Regions from separate parts of the Homo sapiens genome. Here regions 1 and 3 are each linked to region 2. A link is an interaction called in ENCODE POLR2A ChIA-PET data of the cell type or tissue named here. Cell type or tissue: MCF 10A. All regions are shown on one strand. Links, peaks and the distances in the headings refer to the core of each region. The heading gives the core; the rest is flanking DNA. Region 1 has its middle 29 kb from the start of LINC03055. Region 2 overlaps LOC101928004 (a long non-coding RNA gene). Region 3 has its middle 42 kb from the start of LINC03055.

The links. ChIA-PET counts read pairs that join two places held together with the same protein. Peaks named below come from ENCODE experiments on the same cell type or tissue, not always from the same donor. Only the 100,000 strongest peaks of a DNase experiment are listed, where the experiment ranks them.
Region 1: POLR2A ChIA-PET joins it to region 2 with 5 read pairs; 6 of 35 experiments call an interaction of 5 or more read pairs at or near these places.
Region 3: POLR2A ChIA-PET joins it to region 2 with 5 read pairs; 6 of 35 experiments call an interaction of 5 or more read pairs at or near these places.

Annotation. Positions count from the first base shown.
Region 1 is chr6:6,854,225-6,859,957 of GRCh38, reverse strand. No RefSeq gene overlaps it. Among named protein-coding and RNA genes, the nearest start is that of LINC03055, 29 kb to the left of the region's middle. RefSeq lists an enhancer at 2,103-3,302. In MCF 10A, for the core only: no CTCF peak of the experiment used is centred there; DNase peaks (open chromatin) are centred at 2,627 and 3,247.
Region 2 is chr6:6,692,143-6,697,875 of GRCh38, reverse strand. It overlaps LOC101928004 (a long non-coding RNA gene), which reads left to right. Exons shown (of 5, transcript NR_187687.1): 5 at 714-3,084. Among named protein-coding and RNA genes, the nearest start is that of LY86-AS1, 72 kb to the right of the region's middle. RefSeq lists an enhancer at 2,704-3,653. In MCF 10A, for the core only: a CTCF peak has its summit at 797 (motif pointing left); DNase peaks (open chromatin) are centred at 815 and 2,745.
Region 3 is chr6:6,840,475-6,846,207 of GRCh38, reverse strand. No RefSeq gene overlaps it. Among named protein-coding and RNA genes, the nearest start is that of LINC03055, 42 kb to the left of the region's middle. In MCF 10A, for the core only: no CTCF peak of the experiment used is centred there; no DNase peak of the experiment used is centred there.

The sequences.
Region 1 (5,733 bases), core at 215-5,214, 160 kb before region 2:
TCAAGCACCTGAAATGTGCCTTGTCATAATCAAGATACGCTGTCATTGTAACAAACACACTGGATTTTGAGGATTTAGAGTGAAAAGGAATGCAAAATTGCCCATTAACAATTGTTTTACTATTAACTATATGTTCAAATGCTATTTTGGTTACACTGAGGTAAATAAAATATATTGTTGATATTAATTTTATCTGTTACTTTTCTTAGAACATGGCTACTAGAAAATTTAAAATCCTGTGCATGACTTGTATTATATTTCTATTGGACAGGGCCGGGCTACACATTTAGAGCCCATAATCATAAACAGCAGGGCTTGCTTTCATAATTTTCTTGGAAACTAAGGTATCAACTCTTTATGTATTTTGTCTAGATTCAAAATGCTGTATACAGAGAGCCTTGAAGAGTTGATAAATCTAGGGCTTTCTGTTGGAAAGCTGGAATTTGTTTTCCCCCAAAGGGAAAACATTAGATGACATCAGGCATATATGTACAGGAATTGAGGATGGAAGCAGGGGGGTGTCAGTCCGATATTAATAATTCCGGAGTGAACGTAGAAAGGCATTCAGCATCTGAAGAAAGGCCTGCAGTGGAAGCAGGAAATCTGAGTTTTAGCGTTCCTTCTGCCACTCAGAGGAGGAGCTGAGAAAAAGCACCACGGGTGACAATGCAAGGTCTGCACACATGGGAGTCCCCAGGACCAAGTCTCCAAGGCCTGGGGGAGCAAGTGCAGATGAGAGCATTTTAATTCCAATTTTATAAGGAAAAACAGAATTTCCTGAATAGAATGCCCCTGAACTCCTTTGAGCATGGAGCTCACCAAGGTTTAGGAAACTTGTTAAAAAAGCAAAACTAAGACAAAGAACGCCTCATTATTGTGGTCAGACTCCTCCCCTCCTGCATAGGATTCACTGGAACGTGAATTACAATCTATCAGTTTCACTGTTGTCTCCCCACCAAGAGCCTGCGTGTATAATAAACCCGTGGAGTACTCATACAAGGTGTGATGAGCAGAAGCGCACAAGATTATGTTTATGGGGCGCCTGGAGGACCCAGAGGCTGAGAGTTAGGGCAGCCTATAGGAGAAACAGTCTGTTCTCTCTCCGGTCTCATTTTGCATTTTGGAGTCATTAACCCAGACACTACATTATTTAACCACGTGAGACGGTCTTTCGGGTCTGATTTGAAATCTACAAAAATGAGGAAGCCAAGGGATGAAAATGCAAGGTCATGCTTTAAGCCTGTGTAACATTCAAGGGACTTTCTCCCTAGGAAAGAAAACAGTTGGGCTAGTACGCCCTTCAGATGCTCCAACGTTGAGTTTCCTTTTGTGAAGGATTTAAACCAGATTGTTGCTTTTACTTGAGTTGTGCTGATTATAAATACTTAAATTCCACGACGTATTTTAATTTTCAATGTGCACGATGTCCAGCAAGGAGAATTCTGTCCAACATTTTTTTCCCTGTCCAACACCTAAAGGCTATTCATACCAAGTCAGGCCGTAACTCCACAACTGCATTTCAGCATATCTCCTGTTTACCTTGTACAGTAGTATAGTAATCTGAAATAATTTATACTAGGTGCTTATCTATTATACTTTATACATAAAAAACAAAGACAATTTAGAGAAATAACTTACTACATATTTTGAACGAAACGCCCTGGGATGTGGTGGGGTAGAACAACAAAAATAAAAGAGAAATTTTTAAATCTGAAGGGAATTTTATCCTGAAATATAGATTTTTAGATAGATTCGAAGCAAAGAGGATAATGTGTCATGCTATCTTTTTTCTTTTGTCACAGCTATTTTTAATCTTGATTGGTTCAGAAGTTGAGGCATCCTGAAATTCTACTGGGTCCAGTCATAGCTGCATATACAATATACACCCTTCCCTTTGTTGGCTGTATGGGCATCTTTTTTCATTTCTTGATCTTTTCTCTAGTTGTTGCTTACAACACATCATAGTCAGACGATCAAGATTTATCCTCTCGGAATTTCTCTTAATAGTTCAACTGCTGGAGTCAGACAATTGAGTTCAAGTCTCACTTGCAAGCTCTGTGACCTTGAGCAAGTTCACCAGTCTTTCTAAATCTCATCTGTTAAATAGGCATAATAATGGTGCCAACTCACAGGGCTGGTGAGGATTAAAAGAGATTATTCACATAATGCCCTTAGCCCGGTGTCTGGCACTCAGTAAATTGTGACTGTATTTATCTCTCCTCTGCCAACCTCACCCTGCCTTCATACAGAGCCGTGCCTCCAGGGTGATCGGAAGCCTCAGCACCAGCATCCCCAGCAGCCTGTAAGAAATGCAAGTTTTCCATCCCACCTCGGACCCACACAGTCATCCCTGGGAGATCTATGTGTGGGACAAGTGTCAGAGGCACCCTACACTAGATTCTAGCTTCCTTCCACCTCCGGGTGGTTCTGCACACCAGCTCACACTTTGCTCTCAGGTCCTGCCCCACCTCATTCCTGGGAACAGTCCGGCTGCAGGTGTGGAAAGAGATGGAGGTAGATTCTGGGAAAGGGCTGTTGACTCAGTACTTCTGGATGGACCAAGGGCGTGGAGGGTATTTGGCCCATCCCTGCCTCAAGCACAGCCAGCAGAAAGGGGAACTGAAAGGAATTTCTGAGTATGCCTCAAGGAAGCCAGGGGAATTAAGCAAGCCCTTGGGGGAGGGGAAGGGCCTGAATCCCTGAATAAAGGTGAGGCAAGTCGGCTCTGGGATGCAAGCTTCCCAGTAAGGCTGCAACGGGATGCCCAGCTCCCTGATCAGCAGCTCTCCCTCTCCGTCACTCCACACCCTTCCGCCAGCCCCAGGGGACAGCGGCTGCATGTCCCAGCTGCACTGCCTGCTTTCCTCCACAGCTGTACCGGGAAGACAGTCCAGCCCCCACCCGTCACTCCTCTGACAAACGTTTGCCCTGGTCACCACGTATCTGGGTCATAACCAACAGATCTGCTTATTTGCCTCATATGGAAAGTTGTGAGCTCACTCAGGCCAGGATTTCAGTCATTCCTGCAACCACTATTTACCAAGTACACTGTGGCCAGGCTTCATCTGGGGGCCAGGATACAGCTGAGAACAAGGCAGACGAGGACCACAGCTAGCACCCCTTGTCCCGGCAGACTCATCCCACCAGCGGGGCTCGACTGATCCCCTTGCCTCTGCTCTCCCTCCCTAGGCTCCACCTACTCAGAAGTCCTCGGGCAGCATTTAAGGACACGAATCACCTGACTTCACTGCGGGGAAATCCTCTCACGGCATGACTTCCTGTCACAGTAGAATAGAACCCACGCTCCGACCCATGACCTACAGCTCTCAGCATGCTCACTCTAAGAGCTCTGCCAGCTTACAGCCCTCACGTCCTCATGGTGCCAGCAGCCTCCAAACCTGGTCCTGCGACACAGGATCTCTGTTGGTTCCTCATCCTGGGATGCTTTTCCCAGACCCTCCATGTCTAGCTCCTTCCTCCCATTATCTGACAGCTCTGTGGAATGCAACCCCACCCACCCATCATCACTATCTCCCATTCTGCCTTAGTTTCTTCCTTCGTTCTTCCTTTTCTTTTTGACAAGGTCTTGCTCTGTTGCCCAGGCTGGAGTTCAATAGTGCAATCATGGCTCACTGCAGCCTCAACCTCCTTGATCCTTGATCCTCCCATCTCAGCCTCCCAGGTAGCTGGGACCACAGGTGTAAGCCACCAAACCTGGCTAATTTTTGTTGTTGTTGTTTGCGTTTTTGAGAAAGGGTCTCACTCTGTTGCTCCCTGGGTTCAAGTGATTCTCCCATCTGAGCCTCCCGAGTATCTGGGACTATAGGCACGTGCCACTACGCCCGGCTAATTTTTGTTTTTGTTTTTGCTTTTGTTTTTGTTTGAGACTGAGTCTCACTCTGTTGCCCAGGCTGGAGTGTAGTGGTGCAATCTCCACTCACCGCAACCTCCACCTCCTGGGTTCAAGCGATTCTCCTGCCTCAGTCTCCCAAGTAGCTGGGATTACAGGCGCATGCCACTATGCCCGGCTAATTTTTGTATTTTTAGTAGAGATGGGGTTTTGCCATGTTGGCCAGGCTGGTCTTGAACTCCTGACCTCAGGTGATCCACCCACCTCAGCCTCCCAAAGTGCTAGGATTACAGGCATGAGCCACTGCACCCAGCCAGACTTGCTAATTTTTGTATTTTTTTTGTAGAGACGGAGTTTCACTATGTTGCCCAGGCTGGTCTTGAACTTCTGGGCCAAGTGATCTGCCAAAGTGCTGGGATTACATGTGTGAACCACCATGACTGGCCTGCCTTAGTTTTCTTAGTAGTATTTATCCCTGCCTAAAATTCTCTTCGATGACTATTGTCTTACACATGCATTTGTTTACTGATTTCTCTCCTTCCCTAGAACGTACAAGTTCCATGGAAGCAGAGACTTAGTTGGCTTGTTCACCACTCTATCTCCAATGCCTAGATGGTGGCTGGCACTCATGAGGAGCTCAATAAATATATGTTGAATGAATGGATGGAAAATGGTTGGATTTGGAGTTTATAGAATATCTCACTAAATTCTGGTCCTGAGGTCTTTTTTCTCCCACTCCCTCAGTAGAGGCACAGGCTTTTGAGATGGCCAGCAGGCTGCAAATGTGACTCCTTAGTCTCTAAGATTTGTTAGGGTGTCAATGATGGAAATCTAATGATACTTCCTGGCTCTAGTAGAAGTCCTTCAGGACGTCAGAAAATAGATTTAGGGAAAAGTTGCTATTGAATATTAGCCTGGGAGTAATAAACATTCATTGGTAATTTTCTTACAGTACAGATACTATTTTTTTTTTTTGAGACAGAGTCTCACTCTTGATCAGGCTGGAGTGCAGTGGCATGATCGCGGCTCACTGCAACCTCCGCTTGCTGGGTTCAAGTGATTCTCCTGTGCCTCAGCCTCCCCAGTAGCTGGGATTACAGGTCTGTGCTACCAAGCCTGGTTAATTTTTTGTATTTTTAGTAGAGACAGGTTTCGCCTTGTTGGCCAGGCTGGTCTCGAACTCCTGACCTCAGGTGATCAGCCCCCCTCAGCCTTCCAAAGTGTTGGGATTACAGGCATGAGCCACCGCGCCCAGCTCAGATACTACTTTAAAAGGTTTCTACACATTCTTTAAAGGTCAGACAGTAGTATAGGATGGGTTCATTTTAAGTTGTTTGTCAGAAAGTACTGAGTGATTTCAGTAGTGCAGAACCATTGAAGAAAGCAATGGTTTTGGGCAGGTGAGTTTTCCAGTTTAATAAAGCATCAGACTTCTTAACCCTAAAATCAAAATGCAAAGATGAAAGTCTTTTTGACAGAAGAATTCTTATGGAGTAAAATGTTTATATGTACCTACCCTATTATGCTGACTTTCCTGGAGAGTGGTCTGCAGAGAGAGGAAGGGTCTCTGTTTGAAGCCAGAACTAAGGACATGATTCCAGAGACTCTCACATCTATTTCTGATTTTGACTCTGACATGCTTTTGTGAGACCTCCTTTTGTTTTTCTCTTCCTTCCTTCCACTTTTCCTCACTGCTGACATGGAAATTTTAAAAGTTCCTTCTCTCCACCTGCTGCTTTGAGGTCCCAAAGGGAAATTCAAACAAACTTCTCCTATCCTATTTGCAGTTTCTGCCCCAGACAGATGTTCGTTTAAACAATCAAATACTCTGATGGACCTGCAGGACTGTCCCGTAGGAAGGGCCGCCGAGGATCTTACTTCCC
Region 2 (5,733 bases), core at 410-5,409:
GCTTATTCAAGCATCCTGTTGCTGAATGCATGTCGTCCTTACCACATGACTCTGGAGGTTTTCTTGTATTCTGATGTGGCTGCCCTGTTGAGGCCTGCCCCTTAGAGTGGAGATTATCCCCTGCAGTAGGCTGCCTGGAATATGATCCCCAGTGATCCCTGCTTCCTGGTATTCAGGCCCTGGTGTGATCCCTTTCCCTTGAAGCCTGGGCTGGATTAGTGACTTGCTTCTAACCAACAGCATATGGCAAAAATAAATGTTTATTGTTTTAAACCTCTGTTTTAGGGTCATTTATTACACAGCAAAGATAACGAATATACTTTCTGAAAGAAGGGGAGGCTCTTTAGACAGGAACATGTTCCTGTGGGAGCCACACCTTATGTTGATTTTGAAGAATGGAGGGTCTAATAATGTGTCCCCAGGGGAAGTGATAGGGGGGCCCAGACTGCTTGGGGCTGGAAAGGCAGGTGACAAATAAGCAGACTCTTGGCTGGCTAGACTGGTGCTTCTGCTATGCGCACATACGTAGGAGAGCCTGGGCAGTCCTGCTAAACTGTGGATTCTGGTTCAGCAGATCTGGGTTAGTGTCCAGGAATTCTACAAACTCCCAGGGGGTGCTGATGCTGCTGGTCTGGGGACCATATTTTAGGGGACAAGGAACTGTTCTAATTGAATTCATGTTCCTCTCTGCTTGCTTCCTTTTTTAAATACAGCAGTCTTCTTTCCACCAATGACCCCTCGCGCTGCTTCCAGAAGCCAAGAAAGTGGGCTTTGTCCTTGGGGATTTAGGAGGCGGAGCGGCGCCCCCTTGAGGCCACATGGTGGAGGCAGCGATGAGACCTGGAGTCTAAAATTCAGACTGAATCACAGGAAGAAGCTATTTACACAAGTCAAACATGGTCCAATCTTGGCAATTTCATAAGGTTCCAATCCTTAAGGGATCAAAACCTGGCCAACTGCTTCCACCGAGAGGTGTGCCTTTCAATGCCAGGCTTGGAGTGTCCCTCTTTATTTAAAAAGGAGAGGATTCCACAGCAGAGCTTCTCAAACTCTTCCACCCAAATCCCCTCACCACAGAGGGACAGGAGTCCTGGGCATGTAGCCTAAAGCAGCCAGGAGAAAAAAACCTTGACCTTAATTTTTTTAATGATTTCACATGAATCAGTGGAATGTGTTTATGATAAAATCATCTCCTCCTGAAATACATGTGTAAAACTGCTGCCCCAGTTAAACGCACTTAGTCTAACCAAGCCCTAGGATTGGCCTCTCCAGCATGAGAAGCATTTCCAGCACTCCAGCTCCCCAGCTCCCACTCTGGGATCCCACCTCAGACCCTCCCACTTCCTTGCACTCTGGCCTCTCGCTCTTGACCCTGCTCCCGCCACGCTCTTTCCTCAGAGTCCATCAGTCCTGTCTTGTCTTCACCTTGGTCTCTGCCAAGTGTGGGTCCAAGTCATATATTTGGGCTGTGATCACAGGAACCCCAAGCCCCAGACCTCCCAAAGCACCCTATGGAGAGACCTTACCCTCCTGGACAGACCCTCTCCCCCCAGCTAGACCTCATCCTCTGGGTAGACCCATCTCCCCAACCAGAACTCACCCTCCTGAGTAAACCCCATCCCCCTAGCTAGACTTCATCCTCCTGGACAGATCCCATCCCCCCAGCTAGACCTCACCCTCTTGGGTAGATGCATCTCCCCAACCAGAACTCTCCTGGGTAGACCCCTTCTACCCAGCTAGACCTGATCCTCTGGACAGACCCCATCATCCCAGCTAGACTTCTCCCTCCTGGACTGTCCCCATCCCCCCTCCAGCCAGACCTCACCCCTCTGGGTAGACCCCATCCCCCCAACTAGACCTCACCCTCCTGGATGGACTCTACCCTCCTGGAGATACCTTCCCCTCCTGGGTACATCCCACGTGGCTACACACTCCTTCCCCTGTCAGCTTTCTCCCCCAGGGTTCTGGGCAGCAGAGTCTGTGATAAAGGATACTAAGTGATTCCCCAATACTTCCCGTTTCCAGCCTCCAGTGGGCTCTCCCTGGGGCTAACGGTTCTTTTTGCTATTTCTCCAGGCTTTGCCTGATGACAAGTATACTCTGAGAGTGTCCTAATGATACAGATTTTGGACCCTATCCCAGTTCTACTGAATCCAAGTCTCTGGGGGAGGAGTTGGGGCTCTGCATCTGGACACCTTCCTGCAGGGTCCCTCCTGGGAGGCAAGCCCGGGGAGCACCGCTGAGGCTCGCCTCAGTGCCCATCCTAGACCTTCAGCAGCTAGCAGAGGATGTCCCCACCATCCCTCAGCCCACACTCCCACTGTCGCCCCAGCCAGGCTTGGCACTGCCTCCTTTCTCAGAAGATTAAGACCATCTGCTGTTTCCCAAGTTTCCCACCCTCCACCCTAAAAATTTCTCCGTTTCCCAGTCTTTCCTCGTCTCTCAGAAAATAAACATCTTCCCAGGCTGCCTCCCCAGTGGGTCTGCACTCCTTGCTGTCTTCCCAGCACCTGCCCTTCCAGCCCGCCCTCTGTGTGTCCAGTGTTTCCCTCACCAAAGGACTCGCTTTGTTTTTCAAATTGGAGGTTTTGTCTTCTCCCTAAAAACCAAAACATCTCCCTGAGAAGTAACTCCCTCAAGCTACTGATACGGAAGGGGGGCGGGGAAGTGCTGGGAAGGGAAGGGTGTGGTCCCTGGCTAGGGCTCCACCCCCGGGCCTGTGCCCACAGACCTAGGTGAGGACAGGCATTTCTGTTTTCGTGCTTAAATGTTGGATTTCCCAAGACTACCCTGGCCTACCACACCCTCATTCTGTGCCTGTAAAAAAACCTGAGAGCTTAGCAGGCACGCACACAAGCCTCTGGACGTCAAGAGGAACACACCGGTGTAAGAGCAGACTGATAGTGGCCCACGGCAGGCTGGCAGGCCATCGACAGGCAGAACCACTCAGTGCAGCTGGAGGACAGCCTGGCCACGGAGCGGTCCGACTTCAGAGGGGAAAACCACCTCCCCACTCCGTCTCCCTTCTGGCTCCCCCATCTGAGAGCTACTTCCACTCAATAAAACCTTGCACTCATTCTCCAAGCCCATGTGTGATCTGATTCTTTTGGTGCACGGAGGCAAGAAACCTCAGGATACAGAAAGCCTCTGTCCTTGGAATAAGGCAGGAGGTCTAACAGCTGACTAGGGATGGCTCAACTGAAACAGCATCCTGTAACACAGGCCCATTGGGACCTCAGGAGCTGTAAACATTCACCCTTAGACATTGCTGTGGGGTTGGAGCCCCACCACCTGCCCATCTGCATGCTCCCCCTACAGGTTTGAGCAGCGGGGCACAGAAGAAGCCAGCCACACCTCCATCGCAAGCCCTGCCACGGGGATAAGGGAACTTTTCCCGTTTTGCCACCAGCTCAAGCCCCGCCTTCCTGTCACTCCACACTCTTCATCTCTGTGTATGGGTGTGGTCTTCCTCAGTTCCTTCTCTGGCCTCACACAGTGCCCTGAATAATGCTTTGCAAGGCCTTTGCCAGGAGCCTAGGTGAAAGGCAGAAGAGGTGCCCCTGCAGCATCGCAAGGTAGAGATCGTGGTTACAAGATGGGGACTAGACTCCCAGTTTGCCCTTGGACTGGGCAGCCCCTTGGATTTTGTTTTCCCTGACGTTGCTGTTCTGATCCAAGGCCTTGTGGCCTCGCTACAGACACCCAAGGCCAGGCCTATCTTTGCATGAATAACTAAAGAAAGCCTAGAGGATGAGTAAAATGACCACACTGTATGGCTTTGGAGGACTGGAAGTTACTGAGGACTATGAGTGGGTTTTTTGCATAGACTGCAGTAAAGGTCCTCAGAAAAGACCCTCAAGAGCTATGGGGGGGTCTGGTCAAATGCCACTTCTAGACTGGACTCCAAAACTGGTGCTGATTATTTTCACTCCTACCCCACCCACCAGCCTGATAGGCGATTCCTGAAGTAGCAGTGGGGCGCTCAGTGGTGCTCACCAGGCCCAGAGCTCAGTCCTTCCCCCATTCTGCCTGATGGGGCTTGTGTAACCAAGGATGACAGATGGGACAATCCCTGTTGGTAAAGACTGAGTTGATTCTGACCAGGACCAGAGATAAAACCCAGCACCTTTATCTTTCCCCTTTGTACCTTCTTCAGAAAGACCTTCTTCTGCAGCAGTTCTGGAACTGTGATCTGTGAGGTGTGGTTGCAAGAATTCTTTATTTTTTTATTTTATTTTTTTCAGACAAAGTCTCACTCTGTCGCCCAGGCTGGAGTGCAATGGTGCGATCTCGGCCCACTGCAACCTCCGCCTCCCAGGTTCAAATGATTCTCCTGCCTCAGCCTCCTGAGTAGCTGGGATTACAAGCATGTGCCTCCACGTCCAGCTAATTTTTGTATTTTTAGCAGAGACGGGGTTTCATCATGTTGGTCAGGCTAGTCTCAAACTCTTGACCTCATGATACACCTGCCTTGGCCTCCTGAAGTGCTGGGATTACAGGCGTAAGCCACCACGCCTGGCCTGGCAAGAATTCTTTTATAAAGAATTCTAGGTCTATTAAACCCAGATTCTTCAACTAGAACAGGCACACAGGAAAAAGGTTCACTAAAAACCCTGTTCTCTTGCCTCATTTTGGTGATTTCCAGCTAGGCTGTTGGGATAGGCATATGTAAGTGTCACTTCCATCTTTTCATAGGTATCTCACAGAATCTCTGACCAATGGAGAGCTAATCAAAGACAAGTTTAATAGGTGAAGAAAATACTTGGATTGGGAGGATGGCTGAAAAGTCCCATTGAACAAGGCCCTCAAATGGAGTTCCTGTGGAGTGGTCACCTTTTTGATGACTTCAACTGGGAACATCAGTACGGAACCATCGCTGGGTGTTCATTCCATCACCCCTTCCTATGTCCCTGCTCAGGACACCCTGCGTCTGTCTATATGCATTGCTACCAGTTTAGACAGTGAGTTACATTTAGTCCATTTGTGCATTGTTCTTTATTGTATCCATGGTATCTAGCACAATTCTTGTTCTTATTAGAGCTTGGTAAATGTCATTGATTAATCCAGGGCAGATTATCTCTCTCATTTTCGTGAATCCTCTGCATAAACAATTTGATTAAAAATTTATGACAAAATTCATGAGGCATGGTGATGTATACACTGATCAATTGATTTAGAGTGATAGGTAGACAAGATGCATTTACATATTTATCTATTGTCCTTTCAGTGTGAAGTTTCTTCTTAGTGGCAAAAGTTCTGGCTACTTGTATATCTCTCATGGAACGTCATTATTACTGGCAGTGCCGTGGCTCTTCTTCACTTTTTTGTATTGAAGCAACACAGATCATACCTCTGTAGTTCCCTGATACCATGTGTTTAATGGTAGTTACATCATCACTCAAGAGGCTGCCTTGTCCAGCGTATATCTTCCATACTGGCTTCCACTGACCCTCTGAAAGCTGTTACTGTGCTTCCATTGGCAATGATCACAATTGCAAATCTTATCCAGAGCATGCAGAAAAATGTGAACAGTAATTCATCTTCTGGTCATGAAATGCACTGTTCTGAAATTTATGATGTAAAGGTAGAAGAACACATCTTCCAACCACATTTTCTCTTCACTCTTTAGACTGGCATCCTGTGTTTTCAGAGGGTTAACTCCATGCCTGCCTAACACAGAAAGTTAAATCTTTCTGTGTTAACTCCACGCCTGCCTTCTACACTCCATCACCA
Region 3 (5,733 bases), core at 179-5,178, 150 kb before region 2:
AAGCCTACATACTGAATGATTCCAACTATACAACAATCCAGAGAAGACGAAACCACAGAGACAGTAAAAAGATGAGTGGTTGGCAGGGGTTAGTTGGGAGGGACAAAGAGATGACGCACAGGGGTTTTTAGGGTGGTGACATTAGTCTGGATGGTACTATAATGGCAGATACATGACATTATGCATTTGTCAAAACCCATAAAATTTTAATATATACAGTGTATAAAAAGAAAAGGTCATTTAGAAGGTTGTGGGATCTCAGGAAGAAATGCAGACTGTAATAAGAGAGGCTAACTGTATTAAAAATGTATGGAACAACCTCACTGAAGAGGGTGGGAGAAACGGTACTGACCTAAATACTACTGGAAATGAGTAGACTATGTAAGACTAAAGGCAAAATGACTGCACACAAGCACTGTACTCTAGCTGATAACGTTCTTTCTCACAGTGTTACAGGTTAACAATTCTTATTATTGCTATAGCTATACTGTAATGAACATGAAATAAATGAATAGTGGATGGTAGGAGAGAGATTTCACACTGTTGGAGTCGGTATTTACAGAAAATCAAGAGAAAGAAGCTAGAATGGTCCATGTGGTAACAGCTTACAGTTGGAAACATCAGTAAAAACTCATGTTTAACTTAATATAAGATGGTTACATATAGAAATATTATATATATAAAAAACTGTGTATGCATGTTTGTATGTATATAAATGTATGTATGTACGTGTGTGTGTGTGTGTATGTGTGGTATGTATGTATATACAGTAGTATACAAACAAATACTTCTTTTCTCTGTCAGCTGACAGGGTCTAAAAAACCAACCAAACAAACAAACAATAAAAAGACACCCTAGTAGCAAGGAGTACACCTAGCACCCAGATCTTGGTTTCTAGCATCATTCTCACATAAAAGGACCCAGAGCTCCTTGGAGAAATAGGACTGGGGCAAAAAAATACAAAATGAGCCTGAGGCATACTGTAGTGCCAGAAAGTAAGGAAGTGTTCTCTTCCTTCTGCCAAATTGATGGGGATATGTCAAAAGGGCACAAGAGCCACTGGAAAGAACTCCCAATGGCCAAAGAGCAAATTTATTGCTCAAAATTTATTTGAGCAATAGAATAAAGTAGCATTGAATTATAATGCAAAGTATAAAATCAATGTCCATGAGTCTATACTGATATAATTAAATAAATGGGACAGGTCAACAAATCTCTCATATACAAGAATTCCAGATATGAATTTATGTAGATAACTTCACCCTCAAGCAGGTGGGGCATAGCTCTTCACTCCTTAAGTGTTCACTGCACATAGTGACTTCCTTATGGAGAAAGGGGAAAAAGAGTAACTTCACAGTGGAGAAATCTGACCAGCAGTACCTCAGCGAGGTGATCAAGGTCAGCACAAATAGTCATAGGTCACGTTGATGGCGTGTAAGCTTGGCATGATATGAGCAGAACGGTGCTTCACTTTTATGCTCTTTCTCCCAAAAGCCCATAACCTAGTCTAATCATAAGAAAAGCATTAGACAAACCCAGTCAAAGAATGCTCTACAAAATTCCTGAGCAGTATTCCTCAAAACTGCCAAAGTCATCAAACACAAGGCACAAGGAGAGTCTGAGAAACTATCACAGACAAGAGGAGCTGAAGGAGATATGATCTCTAAATGTAATGCAGTGCCCAGAAAGGAAAAACAAAATGTAACAGAAAGCTAAGGTACAAATTTAGGAAATCTGAAAAAAGTATGGACTTCATTATCAATACTGGTTCATTAATTGTTAACAAGTGCAACATCATAATGTGAGATGTTAATAATAGAAGAAAATGGGTATCAGGGTACATGGGAACTCTATGTACTATTTTGTGAATTTTTCTGTAGATCTAAGACTGTTCTGAAACATAAAGTATATTATTTCTTAAAAAGACACCTGTAAAATTACAATCACGATTTGTTATCCCTGGTTTTGTTCAAGAGAAAAGTAGTTATGCGCTTTTGTGTGAATGCACACCAGAAAGACGTTGTTAGTACCGGGGCACTGGAGTCTGGGGCCCTTCCCAAGTCCTTTGGGCAGACAGTCCTTCTGTGGCTTCCAGAAGCCATACACAAAGATGGAGTTCCTGGAACATGAGTGACCTCAAAGATAACTTCTGGGGACCTCTCTTTAGACCTGCAGCCTTGGCTGGGCATGATGGCTCATGCTTGTAACCCCAGCACTTTGGGAGGCCAAGGCAGGAGGATCTCTTGAGCCTAGGAGTTTGCAACCAGCCTGGGCAACATAGCGAGATCCTGTCTCTGAAGAAAATAAAAAAAAAAATAGACCTCCAATCTTCCATAATGGACTTCTTTGCTTCCAAGAAACAGAGAATTTCCTGACAAGGCTCACCCAAGCTTCCATCTGGAAGTGGATATTTACTAGTAAGGAATGGGCTGCTCCATATTTGTGTACAGAAAGTTACCTGGAAATGTGCAAAGCTTCAGTCCATGTTTGCTATTTTAGAGCTTGCCTTTGTGTGCTAAGGAATTATGCTGGCTTAAGGTAATTTTATTTTCAGTCTTCCAAGGGGAAACTGTCAGTAATTTATGTTGTACAGCTTTAGGTTATCATTATTTAATAATTCTGGATTTTCTGCCCTAAGGAAGGAGAAAAAAAAGTGGGGATTTCTTTTCTTTTTTAAAAAATTACTGCTCCCCTCAGTCAGAGGTAGTAGAGGTGTCAGAAGCTGGCCTGGGAATGCTCTGGAGGGCGCCATGGTGAGGATTAGCTGGATGGAGAGGTGGAGGGTGGGGTGTGTGGCAGAGCTGGCCCTGAGTAAAGAGATACCAGAGCAATCATTCGTTACATAGATGGCCAGATGAAGTCAGGATAGAATCTCCTGACTACTCTTCGGCCCTTCCCAAAGGCAGTTTTTGAAGAGATCCGGCTTGTTTGCCTTTAAAATGGAGCTGAAAATTCTTGAGTATTTTGAATGACTCATCCCAGCCTGGTGTGTTGTAAATACCTTTCCTTGGAGAGATTTAAACAGGAAGCCTGGAAAGTCTGTGTTCTCCACGCATTGCACTAGTGGTTGAATTCTGTGTCTGGGGAAAAGCAAAAGGTGTGCCCTTTTCCATTCTCATTGGAGGTGCTGCCCTAAAACCATGGCCATGAAGGAGGGGCCAAGGTGAAATTCTGAGAGGGGCCCTGCTTAACCTTGGCGAATTACACATAAGGTGTTCTTAGGTGCAAGACCAACTGCTCTGTGGAGCATCGCCGACCCCATCTTAAGATTCCCTGGTAACCCATCCTATTCTGTCCCATCATGCTTGGGCATTTTTTAAGCTCAAGGTGGTTCTTCGCAGCCTTTGTCGCTGCAGAATGAAATGTGAGTGAATGAAGCTTAACTCTCAACTCCCCAAGTGCACCTGTGCGGCCGAATGCTGCTTTCTCACCCTTCACTTAAGGCTTGCCCTGCTAACCTACTTGGTATATACCATACATTTGATATTCACATTATTTCCCCTCCCTTTCCTGTTTCCTTAACACACTTTCTCTCTAAGTTCAAGTGTGTGGCAGGTTAATCACACCTATCATTTTGCAGAGCGGTCAGGATGTGGGGTGGGTTCTGGAGAGGAGGGTGTGGAGAGAGAGGTCTCTAGATTGGCGAGTGGATAGCAAGCAGACCCGGACAGACAACCAGGAAGGAATGAGTTCATTGCAAGGGCTTTTCTTTGTCACTCACCTGCCTTTTCCCAAGTGCTGACATGTTTTATGTTGCGCTGAGAGTTGAGAAAAGTTGTGGTTTCTCTTAATTCCTGTGATTCCAGACAGGATGGTCCTTCTAGCAGGCTGAGTGATCTCCTCTCATGAGACTCTAGGATTGAATTCATTCCTGCTTTTAAAAAAGAAAGAAAAGAAAGAGGAAAACCGAAACTTGTGAAAAAAAAATCCGTGTCGGGGGCGATGCTCTTTTGGGCAAATTCTTTGTCTCCAGGTAGAGTTACATTTTAAGTGAAAGAGAGTGAGCAAGGACAGGTTCCCCTTCTGGTTCCCTTCTTCTCCCCTCGCCTCCTCTCCTCTCCTCTCCTCTTCTCCCTTCTTCCTCTTCTCCATTCTTCCTTCCTTTCCTCCCTGTGCCTCTGTTCTCTCCCCCTTTCTTTCTCTCATTCTCATCTTTTCATTTGAAAGAACTGGATGCTTGCCCATCCAGACCAAGCTGGCTTTGGGAGGAAAAGCTTAGGGAGGAAGCAATGTGAGGAGACTGGAAATAGAATCTGGACTCTCTTTGGTTTCCAGCCCTTAAATTGGGAAAGGAAGAAGTCCTTCCTGCTCCTGGCCAGGGTCTGGGGAGATGAAGGGTGCCACTTGAGCTTCTGGCTTGTGGGTATCCAGGACTGGAGTTGCCTGAGCTGCCCACACCACGTGGCAGCTGGCACAAACCCATGACCCCATCTGCAGGCACCCAGGCTGCACTGCCAGGGATTAGGTGGAACATATGTACATAAGATGCTTATGGCTTTTTCCAGACAGAAGACCACTTTCCAGCCTGAGAAGCGGCTTGGAGGGGCAGGGTAATTAGGTAGAGTCTCATGCTAGGAGGGACAGAAAGCTCGGCTCCCAGCAGAACTTGGACTCATTCATTTCCCTCCCTTCCACTGATGCTTTCTCTCTTCTCATCATTTTTTCTCTTTCCCCACTTTTTCTTTTCTCTTTTTCCCCACCTGCTTCCTGGTCACTTTTTTCCTTCTTCATTCTTCCTAAACTTCTCCTGTTCCTTTTTTTTCTCACCTATGTTTTGCTTTCTTCTCATCCCTTCTTTTTCTCTTTTGCTTGCTTTCTTCACTATGCTCCTTCTGTATCTTCATGTTTATTGCCATTTTTTTCTTGACTCATCTATCAGCTGAAATGGATTGCAATTCCCATGGAGGGAAAGATGCAGGCTGTGTAATTGAAAAGCAATATGTGCCTTCATATTACTGCAGAGAGGCAAGGGTGTTACGACACAGAAGGGATCGCTGCTGCCGTTGATTGAGAACTACTGCTAATTCTTACAGCAGCCTCACTAGGTAGCATGAGGTTTCTGTTGTACAGATTGGGAAGCCCAGCCTCAGAAGCCAGACTCAGTATTGCACAAGGTCACCCTGAATGCTAGAAGGTGGAGCTGAACACAGTCCTGTCTAATTCTGATGTTTCCCTTGCTTTTATACAGCTTTAGGATGGTGGGTATAGAGGCCGTGAATGGGGAAGTAGGAGGGGAAGTGTTTCTGATTTGAGTCAAATGTCTACAGTGATGGTTCTCCAACTTAAGCATGCAACAGAGTCCCCAAAGTTTCCAACACAGGTCTGGGGAGGGGCCTGAGAGCGTGTGTTTCTGACAAAATCCTGGGTGAGGCTGATGCTGTTGGCCTGGCATTGACCGTAGAGTTAGGTGTCAGGTCAGATCTCAACCTCAGGTGGCAGGGAACATTTTCTAGACCTCAGTATGTGTGCAGAGTGGGTGTCTATGGAAACACTTTGTTAAACCCTGTCTCATTTCACAAAGGACTTGAGACTGCCTTGTAAAACTATGCATCATTAGAAAAATGACAAACAGTTGAGGAAATCAAGTGAAGGGAAAATGAGGAAAAACAGTTAGTATAAATTGTTGGAATCCAATAAGGATCATTCTCCCTCTTTGTTGGCAGAATTGTGTGGACTTCCATTTCCTCATTGACTGGGTCCTGTTTTCATTTTAGGAAGAGGGCTCTTACATTT